Linked DNA regions of Homo sapiens: region 2 is linked to region 1. A link is a loop called in an ENCODE intact Hi-C map of the cell type or tissue named here. Cell type or tissue: K562. All regions are shown on one strand. Each heading gives the region's core, and the rest is flanking DNA. Links, peaks and the distances in the headings are about the cores only. Region 1 holds the start of MRM2 (mitochondrial rRNA methyltransferase 2). Region 2 overlaps SNX8 (sorting nexin 8).

The links. Hi-C counts contacts between places; a loop is a spot of excess contacts. Peaks named below come from ENCODE experiments on the same cell type or tissue, not always from the same donor. Only the 100,000 strongest peaks of a DNase experiment are listed, where the experiment ranks them.
Region 2: a loop joins it to region 1, with 3 times the contacts of the local background. A loop is called at or near these places in 43 of 110 quality-filtered maps.

The regions. Positions count from the first base shown.
Region 1 is chr7:2,240,383-2,244,761 of GRCh38, forward strand. MRM2 (mitochondrial rRNA methyltransferase 2) reads right to left here and starts at 1,823. Exons shown (of 3, transcript NM_013393.3): 1 at 1,780-1,823. The coding sequence starts at 1,787. NUDT1 (nudix hydrolase 1) reads left to right here and starts at 1,844. Exons shown (of 4, transcript NM_002452.4): 1 at 1,844-1,874; 2 at 4,181-4,344. The coding sequence starts at 4,193. RefSeq lists an enhancer at 356-1,207 and a silencer at 1,530-1,749. In K562, for the core only: no CTCF peak of the experiment used is centred there; DNase peaks (open chromatin) are centred at 1,869 and 2,519; H3K4me3 peaks cover 2,210 bases.
Region 2 is chr7:2,299,016-2,303,394 of GRCh38, forward strand. The region is part of intron 1 of SNX8 (sorting nexin 8); the gene reads right to left. Among named protein-coding and RNA genes, the nearest start is that of SNX8, 13 kb to the right of the region's middle. RefSeq lists enhancers at 2,179-2,228, 2,229-2,729, 3,232-3,732. In K562, for the core only: a CTCF peak has its summit at 2,274 (motif pointing left); a DNase peak (open chromatin) is centred at 2,050.

The DNA.
Region 1 (4,379 bases), core at 84-4,083:
CTGGCCTGTCACATTTCTTTTTTTCTTCTTTTTTTCGAGACAGGGTCTCGCTCTATAGCCCAGGCTGGAGTGCAGTGGTGAGGTCACGGTTCAACGCAGATTCGAACTCCTGGGCTCAAACAATCCTCTCACCTACATGTCTTAAATAAAATTGAACTAAACCTGTGTCAATCGTTGAAGGACAATTTCCAAGATTCTCTAGACAATTGTTACAATAAATGTAACAATTTATTCACAGCCCACAATAGCTAAGCAGGTGGAAGCTATACACACCTCCCCTTGTTTAACTCTGACAACAACCTCACCAAGGAAGTTCTATGTCCTCTTTTTCTTTTTTTAAGACGGAGTCTCACTCTGGCGCCCAGGCTGGAGTGCAGTGACAGCTCACTGCAGCCTCCGACTCCCGGGTTCAAGCAATTCTCCTGCCCCAGCCTCCCAAGTAGCTGGGATTACAGGCACACCTGCTACCATGTCCGGCTAATGTTTGTATTTTCAGTATAGATGGGTTCCACCATGTTGGCCAGGCTGGTCTCAAACTCCTGACCTCCGCTGATCTGCCCGCCTTGGCCTCCCAAAGTGCTGGGATTACAGGTGTAAGCCACTGCACCCAGGCATTTCTTTCTTCTTTTTGTTTTTTTAGAGACAGGGTTTTACTATTACCCAGGCTGGAGTGCAGTGGCATGATCACAGCTGACTGCAGCCACAGCCTCTGGGGCTCAAGTGAACCTCCCACCTCAGCCTCCTGAGTAGCTGAGACTACAGGTGTGTGCCACCACTTCCGGCTAATTTTTCTATTTTCAGTAGAGATGGGATTTCACCATGTTGGCCGAGCTGGTCTCGAACTCCTGACCTCTGGCGATCAGCCCACCTTGGCCTCCCAAAGTGCTGGGATTACAGGCGTGAACCACCTCACCCGGCCATTTTTGTTTTGCTATCATCCAGGCTGGAGTTGCAGTGGCACAATCACAGCTGATTGCTGCCATAACCTCTGGGTCTCAAGTGAACCTCCCACCTCAGCCTCCTGAGTAGCTGGGACTACAGGTGTGCACCACCATGCCTGGGCTAATTTTTTTTTTTTTTTTAATTCTTAAAAACCTTTTTTAGAGATGGCATCTCACTACATTGCCTAGGCTGGTCTCGAACTCCTAGGCTCAAACGATCCTCCTGCCTCAGACTTCCAAAGTGCTGGGATGACAGGTGTGGGCCACCAAGCCCGGTCTCTATGTCCATCTTTCTGATTTAAATAAATAAATAAAAGTTACCACCCTCATGGCTCCAAGGCCAAAGCTTCTAGCTTCTGCAACACCAAAGCGTGCTGACAAGCCAGGAGGCACTGACTGCTGACCGTGAGTCGCTGTCTTCCCCTCGCTTAAGGGGTCTCCCGGGAAAATGGCACAAGCCGGTCCCGGGGGCCAGGGCCCACTCGACAGCCCAGGAAGCGCGGGCAATGGAGCTACCCGGCCCAGAAGCGAAATCCCGCCCCGGGCTCGCCCCCGGCGCCTTGGATCTGGGCCCCGGCGCTGCGCCCCCCACCTGGACTCCGCCGCCGGCCCCGGCCTCCCCACGGCCCCGCCGGCCCTGCCCCTGGAGACCTGAGGGCGCCCTCCTCCCGGGGAACTGCGACCCGGAATCCTGGCCTCGCCCCTGTCGCGCTCGCTGAGTGCGGGGACGGTGCCCAGCGCTCGGCACCCAGCCCCGAGGCCAGGACCGAGGAAGGCGACCGGGCGGACCCCCAACCACTCCCGCTGTCTGCACGCGCAGCAGCAGCGCCCAGCTCACCCCGCCATTGGTGTTCCCCGCGCCTGCAGCGCGCCGCCGGAAGTGCCTGGCCTCACTTCCGGTCAGAGGCCACGCCCCCGGAAGCGGCGGTGCAGGTACGAAAAGCGCGCGCGGGGATTCCAGGAGTCGTGGTGACCAGGGAGGGGAGCCGGGCCAGCGGGCGGCAGGAGACTAGGGGAGCTGAGCCATGGGCTTGGGGGAGAGCGGGGCCGGGAGCTCGAAGGAGACCAGAAGAGCAGGGTCGGGGGCTCGAGGGAGACGAGGAGAGCGGGGCCGGGGGTTTGGGAGAGAGACAAGGAGAGCGGGGCGGAGGCTTGGGGGAGACCAGGAGTAAATCACAAAAATTTACTTTGGAAACCGTGGCTTCTGGCAGAAACAGATCAGTGTCGGGACAAAGTACACGGGCCTGGTGTGAAACTAAGCCACAAACCCATTTACCCTGTCTGACCTGCCTCCGCCACCAGGACCCAGTCTCAGTGAAATGGGAAAGGTTCCCTTGTCCTCCTCGAAGGGCGTGCGATGAGGATGTGGCTCACTTCTTCAGTGCCCCGCTTCTCAAGCCTCTAGGGGAACATACAGACAGGCAGGCTGAGGGGCTCCCACCCCACGGCAGTGTCTAGGGGTGAATGTTTGCAGCTCCTGAAGCCCCAGCAGGCATGTGTTAGAGGGTGCTCTTTCAGTTTAGCCTTGTAGGTGGCTTGTGTTAGTCAGCTGTTAGACTCCCTGCCTTATCGCAAGGACAGAGGGCTTTCTGTATCCCTAGGTTTCTTGCCTTGATGTACTGGAGCAATCAGATCACACGGCGGCTTGGAGAGTGAGTGCAAGGTTTTATGAGTGGAATTAGCCCTCAGCAGATGGGGGAGCCAGAAGGCAGTTGGAGTGGGAAGGTGATTTTCCCCTGGAGTCGGGCTGCTGAGCAGCCTGGGCTCTCCTCTGACCGCCCCTGCCAAACTCATGGTTCCATCAGTTGATGGCCTGCTGGTGCCTGTTGGTGTGCTTTCCACGTCCTCTTGACGTCCAGCGGCTTGTGTCTCTGCCCACTATAAAAAACCACTGGGGTTTTTTTATAGGCACAGGACGGGGACGTGGCGGGCTCGGGAAATGCAACATTTGGGCAAAAAAACAGAAATGCCTGTCCTCACCCAGGTCCCTGGGCACAGGCCTGGGTGTGGAGCCCTGGCCAGAGACCACGCCCTCCTCTACCCAGCACTTCCCTGCCCCCTTCCTTATCATCTGGTCCCTTTTCTCAGACACCACAACTTCCAAGAAGGATCACTGGTCCTGAACCCTGTGTCTTGTCCAGGTGTGGACCCCAGAAAAGTTGGTCCTGGCTGGGCGCAGTGGCTCACGCCTGTAATCTCAGCACTTTGGGAGGCTGAGGTGGGTGGATCGCTTGAGCTCAGGAGTTCGTGACCAGCCTGGGCAACGTGACAAAACCCCATCTCTACTAAAAATACAGAAATTAGCTGGGTGTGGCGGCTCATGCCTGTGGTCCCAGCTATGTGGGATGCTGAGGCAGGAGGATGGCTTCAGCCAGGGAGGCGGAGGTTACAGTGAACCGCGATCACGCCACTCTCCTCCAGCCTGGGCAACAGAGCAGGATCTTGTCTCAAAATAAATAAAGGAAAGTTGGTCCTGGCCCTCCAGCATTTCTCCAGGGTCCTTTTTTCAGCAGGGACCTGGCGGAGGCATCGCCCTCAGAGTCCTCTGGACCTGGACCTGCACACCTATGGGAGCAGGAAGGACCCTTGTGACTTCCAGTGGCCCCCCTGGGTGCCAGGTCCCACAGTAGCCACAGCAGGAGCAGAGTGGGTGGGGTATAAACTCCTATCACAGGAGGGAGGACTAGCCGGGCCTGGCTGGGTGGACCTGTGTCTACAGCCACACATTTCCTGGGAATCTGGAAGCCTGCTACAGAGAGGCCAGGTCCCACTAGACTGAAAGAAGTTCCTGTTAATCCAAAGGCCTGACCTGAGGACCACAGGATAAACTGCGTGGTTATTTTGGTGCCAATCAGGCACGGGGACTGTTGTTCCTCACTGTGTGCCTATAAGCAGGGGGTTCCTGGGGGTAGACGCAGGAGCAAGAGCACGCTCTGGAAAGGTGATGTTGTCCTCTGCACCTGAGTACTGACTTGTGGAGAAGGAAGGTAGCGCCGGCCTCTGCTCTGCTTGATCAGCCCTGCTGACCACTGGGTTCTGTTTCTACCCCAGAAAATCACTGGTTCAATGGCAGTTTTCCACCTGCCACAAGGGAAGCCACACGTGGCAGGGCTGGGGAGTTACAGCATACCCCCCCGCCCCCCACTGCCTCCCAGAGCACGTCCCCTTCCTCCTGGCCCCTGGCACGTGCTTCCTCCACGCACGTCATGGCTGACTCTGCCCTCTCACCTTCCTTTCAGAACCCAGGGACCATGGGCGCCTCCAGGCTCTATACCCTGGTGCTGGTCCTGCAGCCTCAGCGAGTTCTCCTGGGCATGAAAAAGCGAGGCTTCGGGGCCGGCCGGTGGAATGGCTTTGGGGGCAAAGTGCAAGAAGGAGAGACCATCGAGGATGGGGCTAGGAGGTAAGGATGGGGCAGGTCTGGCCATAGAACCGGCT
Region 2 (4,379 bases), core at 220-4,219, 59 kb after region 1:
CTATACTCCTGATACCAAATTCCCAGATCAAACCACAGACAGAGCAAGCTGCTGACCAGGGTCAGGGCTCCCCAGAGAGCTAGGTTCCTCGATAGGACAACGGCATCTTGTTCTCATCAGGAACCAGACCACGCCTGAGGTTCCGTGGATGATTACAAACAGAGCACGGGCCATCCATCGCTGAGACCCAGGGAACTGCATATGAACCCCCCACGCACACCCACACACAAGCAGGACATGGGAGATGCAAGAGACCAGACCACAAAGGGGAAAAAAAAAATCACTGGTTCCACGTCACAAAACTGAAGTGTGGTGCTGGAAATACTCACCGCTCAGATGATTTCCTCTGACTCAAATCAGAGTCAAGGGACAAGCGGAGCCAGCCAAGGACATCAGAGCCATCCGTCCCACCAATCCCCCGGAACCCCCTTCTGAAAGGGCCCATTGGACTTCAGCTCATTCCTCAAAACACCTCTCGGGTCTCTCATTTCGGGAATGTTTATCTGAGGGGAGGCCCAGCGATTTGTTCCGGAGTTAAAAAGGAATACTATTTTAGCAAATTGGGGGAATCTTGGAATAACCTACCAAGTAGGAGTTTGGAGTTCCAAAAAGAGTCCTCGTCTCTGTTTAACTAAATGCCACCCATGCCTGGTTTCTTGCGTTTTCTTTTTTAACCCTCCTCCTGGCTGGTGGTTGGTTTGGTCTGAAAGTGACTCCGGTTTTTTTCTAGGGTCTCCTGACATGAAAGTGAAAAGATTCCAAAATATCTGACGGGGCTAAGTCTGTCTTGATCCTCATAGAGGCCAAATGGAGAAGAACCTTCATTGGCCACCAAATAAGGTCCCTCCAAGAAAATTCCAAGCAGTCAGCCAGCATAATGGGCCAAGTGAGATACAATTAAATCCATTTCAGCAAACCTTGATTGATCTATGGCAAGCACAGCAAGGAAGAAGGCGCACTTCCTTCTCCTGGCTGCCTTAAGGGTAGACAACAAGGAACGCAATTAATCAACCAGAAAATGTAACGCCTCAGAAGTCAGCAAGAACAAATTAGGAACTGTGAAAAATGTCACAGGAAGAGAAATATTTAGTCAGTTTTTCCCCCACGGCTAAATTTGCACTGAACACGAAGACCTAGTTTTCCATGCACAGAAGGCTGGACTCTCATCTGGTGTCTTACAGACCCCAAAACTCCAAGATTGGTTAACCAGGATGCTCAGATTATCTTAACGCGTTTAAGGGAACTCAGCCTGTGCCTCACAAAATTCAAGAAGTGATTTGTTTTTTCAGAGCTGACAATTCAAGGAGATTTTATGTTGAACTCAACTGGAAACAGACTGTCTACACCCAGTTGTCCAGAATGAACTAAATATTTTCAGTAGACACGTTGCAAAGCTTTCTCTCTTTTTTTTGGAGACAGAGTCTTGATCTGTTGTCACCTAGGCTGGAGTGCAGTGGCACGATCTTAGCTCACTGTAGCCTCAGTCTCTTGGGCTCAAGCGATCCTCCTGCCTCAGCCTCCCAAGTAACCGGAACTACAGACACGTACCACCATGCCTGGCTAATTTTTTCATTTTTTTGTAGAGAAAAGGTCTCGCTATGTAATGCCCAGGCTGGTCTTTTTTTCTTTTTTTTTTAAATTATTGAGACAGAGTTTCATTCTTGTCACCCAGGCTGGAGTGCAGTGGTGCAATCTTGGCTCCCTGCAACCTCCACCTCCTGGGTTCAAATGATTCTCCTGCCTCAGCCTCCCGAGTAGCTAGGATTATAGGCGCATGCCACCACGCCCAGCTAATTTTTGTATTTTTAGTAGAGACGGGGTTTCACCATGTTGGCCAGGCTGTTCTCGAACTCCTGACCTCAAATGATCTGTCTACCTTGGCCTCCCAAAGTGCTGGGATTACAGGCGTGAGTCACTGTGCCCAGCCCCTGTTGTGGAGCTTAAACCCAACCTCGAACGAGACAAGTAACCATTCTCCCACAAAATGACTTCAACACTCACAACAGGCATTCTGAATTTACATGCTCTTTCATTACGTCCTGTTTCCTAACTTTAAAGTGCATTCCTGTTCTGAAAAGATAAAAAGGACCTAGCACAATTGTCTAGGGTGTTATTTATGAGAAAGGTCTGTGCAACTATCTCCCTCTAAGGAAAACCATCTGAAGAGGGAAAGCTCCATGCCTACGAATGGCTGCTTAACGTGGCCAGACGCAAATCCAACAGAGACCCTCACAGGCCAGGCCACACTGCTCATGTCCCAGCTGCAGCCCCACACCTGGTGTGAATCCCAGCACCACCACCTATTGGCCGTGTGCTCATGGGCATATGAATACAAGGCAGGCCAGCCCCCAAATTCGGGCTTAGCCCAGAGGCTTCTAGGCTTTGTCTAGGAAGGAATTCAAGGCTGAGCCGATGGTGTTAGCAACTTTTATTGAAGCAGCAGCACGCACAGCAGCAACAGAGGTCCTGCTCCTTGCAGAGCAGAACCACCCCCTTACCAGGGCACCCAGAGCAGCAACTTAGAGGCAGTGTTGCACTCATATTTATACCTACTTTTAATTATATGCAAACTAAGGGGTGATTTATGCAGAAATTTCTAGAATGGGGGTAGTAAATTCCGGGTTGTCCAGTCATTGTCATGGAAAAGGGCATCCACGTGTTGCCATGGTGATGGTAAACTGACATGGCCCACTGGCAGGCGTGTCTTATGGGAAGGTGATTCTGCCCTGGACCTATTTCAGCTAGTCCTCAATTTCGACTGCTATCCAGGCCCTGCCTCCAGCGTCGAGTTCTGTCTCCTAACTCATTACCAAACCTCTGTATGCCTCAGTTTCCTCATCTCTGAAGTGAGGCTAGGACTACCTACTTCTCAGCTTGTTAGTTCACACACAGACCCTAAGGAGAATGCAGAGCACATTGTCCAGGCTCTCAAAGAGTTGGGGATCGGCCAGGCGCGGTGGCTCACACCTGTAATCCCAGCACTTTGGGAGGCCGAGGCAGGCAGATCACCAGGTCAAGAGATCGAGACCATCCTGGCTAACACGGTGAAACTTCATCTCTATTAAAAAAAAATACCCTCTCCCCTCTCCCGACGGTCTCCCTCTCCCTCTCTTTCCACGGTCTCCCTCTGATGCCGAGCCGAAGCTGGACTGTACTGCTGCCATCTCGGCTCACTGCAACCTCCCTGCCTGATTCTCCTGCCTCAGCCTGCCGAGTGCCTGCGATTGCAGGCTCGCGCCGCCACGCCTGACTGGTTTTCGTATTTTTTTGGTGGAGACGGGGTTTCGCTGTGTTGGCCAGGCCGGTCTCAGCTCCTAACCGTGAGTGATCCACCAGCCTCGGCCTCCCGAGGTGCCGGGATTGCAGACGGAGTCTAGTTCACTCAGTGCTCAATGGTGCCCAGGCTGGAGTGCAGTGGTGTGATCTCGGCTGGCTACAACCTCCACCTCCCAGCCGCCTGCCTTGGCCTCCCAAAGTGCCGAGATTGCAGCCTCTGCCCGGCCACCACCCCGTCTGGGAAGTGAGGAGCGTCTCTGCCTGGCCGCCCATCGTCTGGGATGTGAGGAGCCCTTCTGCCTGGCTGCCCAGTCTGGAAAGTGAGGAGCGTCTCTGCCCAGCTGCCACCCCATCTAGGAAGTGAGGAGCACCTCTTCCCGGCCGCCACCACATCTAGGAAGTGAGGAGTGTCTTTGCCCGGCCGCCCATCGTCTGAGATGTGGGGAGCGCCTCTGCCCCACCGCCCCGTCTGGGATGTGAGGAGCGCCTCTGCCCGGCCGCGACCTCGTCTGGGAGGTGAGGAGCGTCTCTGCCCGGCCGCCCCGTCTGAGAAGTGAGGAGACCCTCTGCCTGGCAACCGCCCCGTCTGAGAAGTGAGGAGCCCCTCCGCCCGGCAGCCGCCCTGTCTGAGAAGTGAGGAGCCTCTCCGCCCAGCAGCCACCCCGTCTGGGAAGTGAGGAGCGTCTCCGCCCGGCAGCCACCCCGTCCGGGACAGAGGTGGGGGTCAGCCCCCGCCAGGCCAGCCGCCCCGTCCAGGAGGGAGGTGGGGAGGTCAGCCCCCCACCCGGCCAGCCGCCCCGTCCGGGAGGGAGGTGGGGGGGTCAGCCCCCCGCCCGGCCAGCCGCCCCGTCCGGGAGGTGAGGAGTGCCTCTGCCCAGCCGTCCCTACTGGGAAGTGAGGAGCCCCTCTGCCCGGCCAGCCGCCCCGTCCAGGAGGGAGGTCAGGGGGTCAGCCCCCCGCCCGGCCAGCCGCCCCGTCCGGGAGGGAGGTGGGGGGGTCAGCCCCCCGCCCGGCCAGCCGCCCCGTCCGGGAGGGAGGTGGAGGGGTCAGCCCCCCGCCCAGCCAGCCGCCCCGTCTGGGAGGTGAGGGGCGCCTCTGCCCGG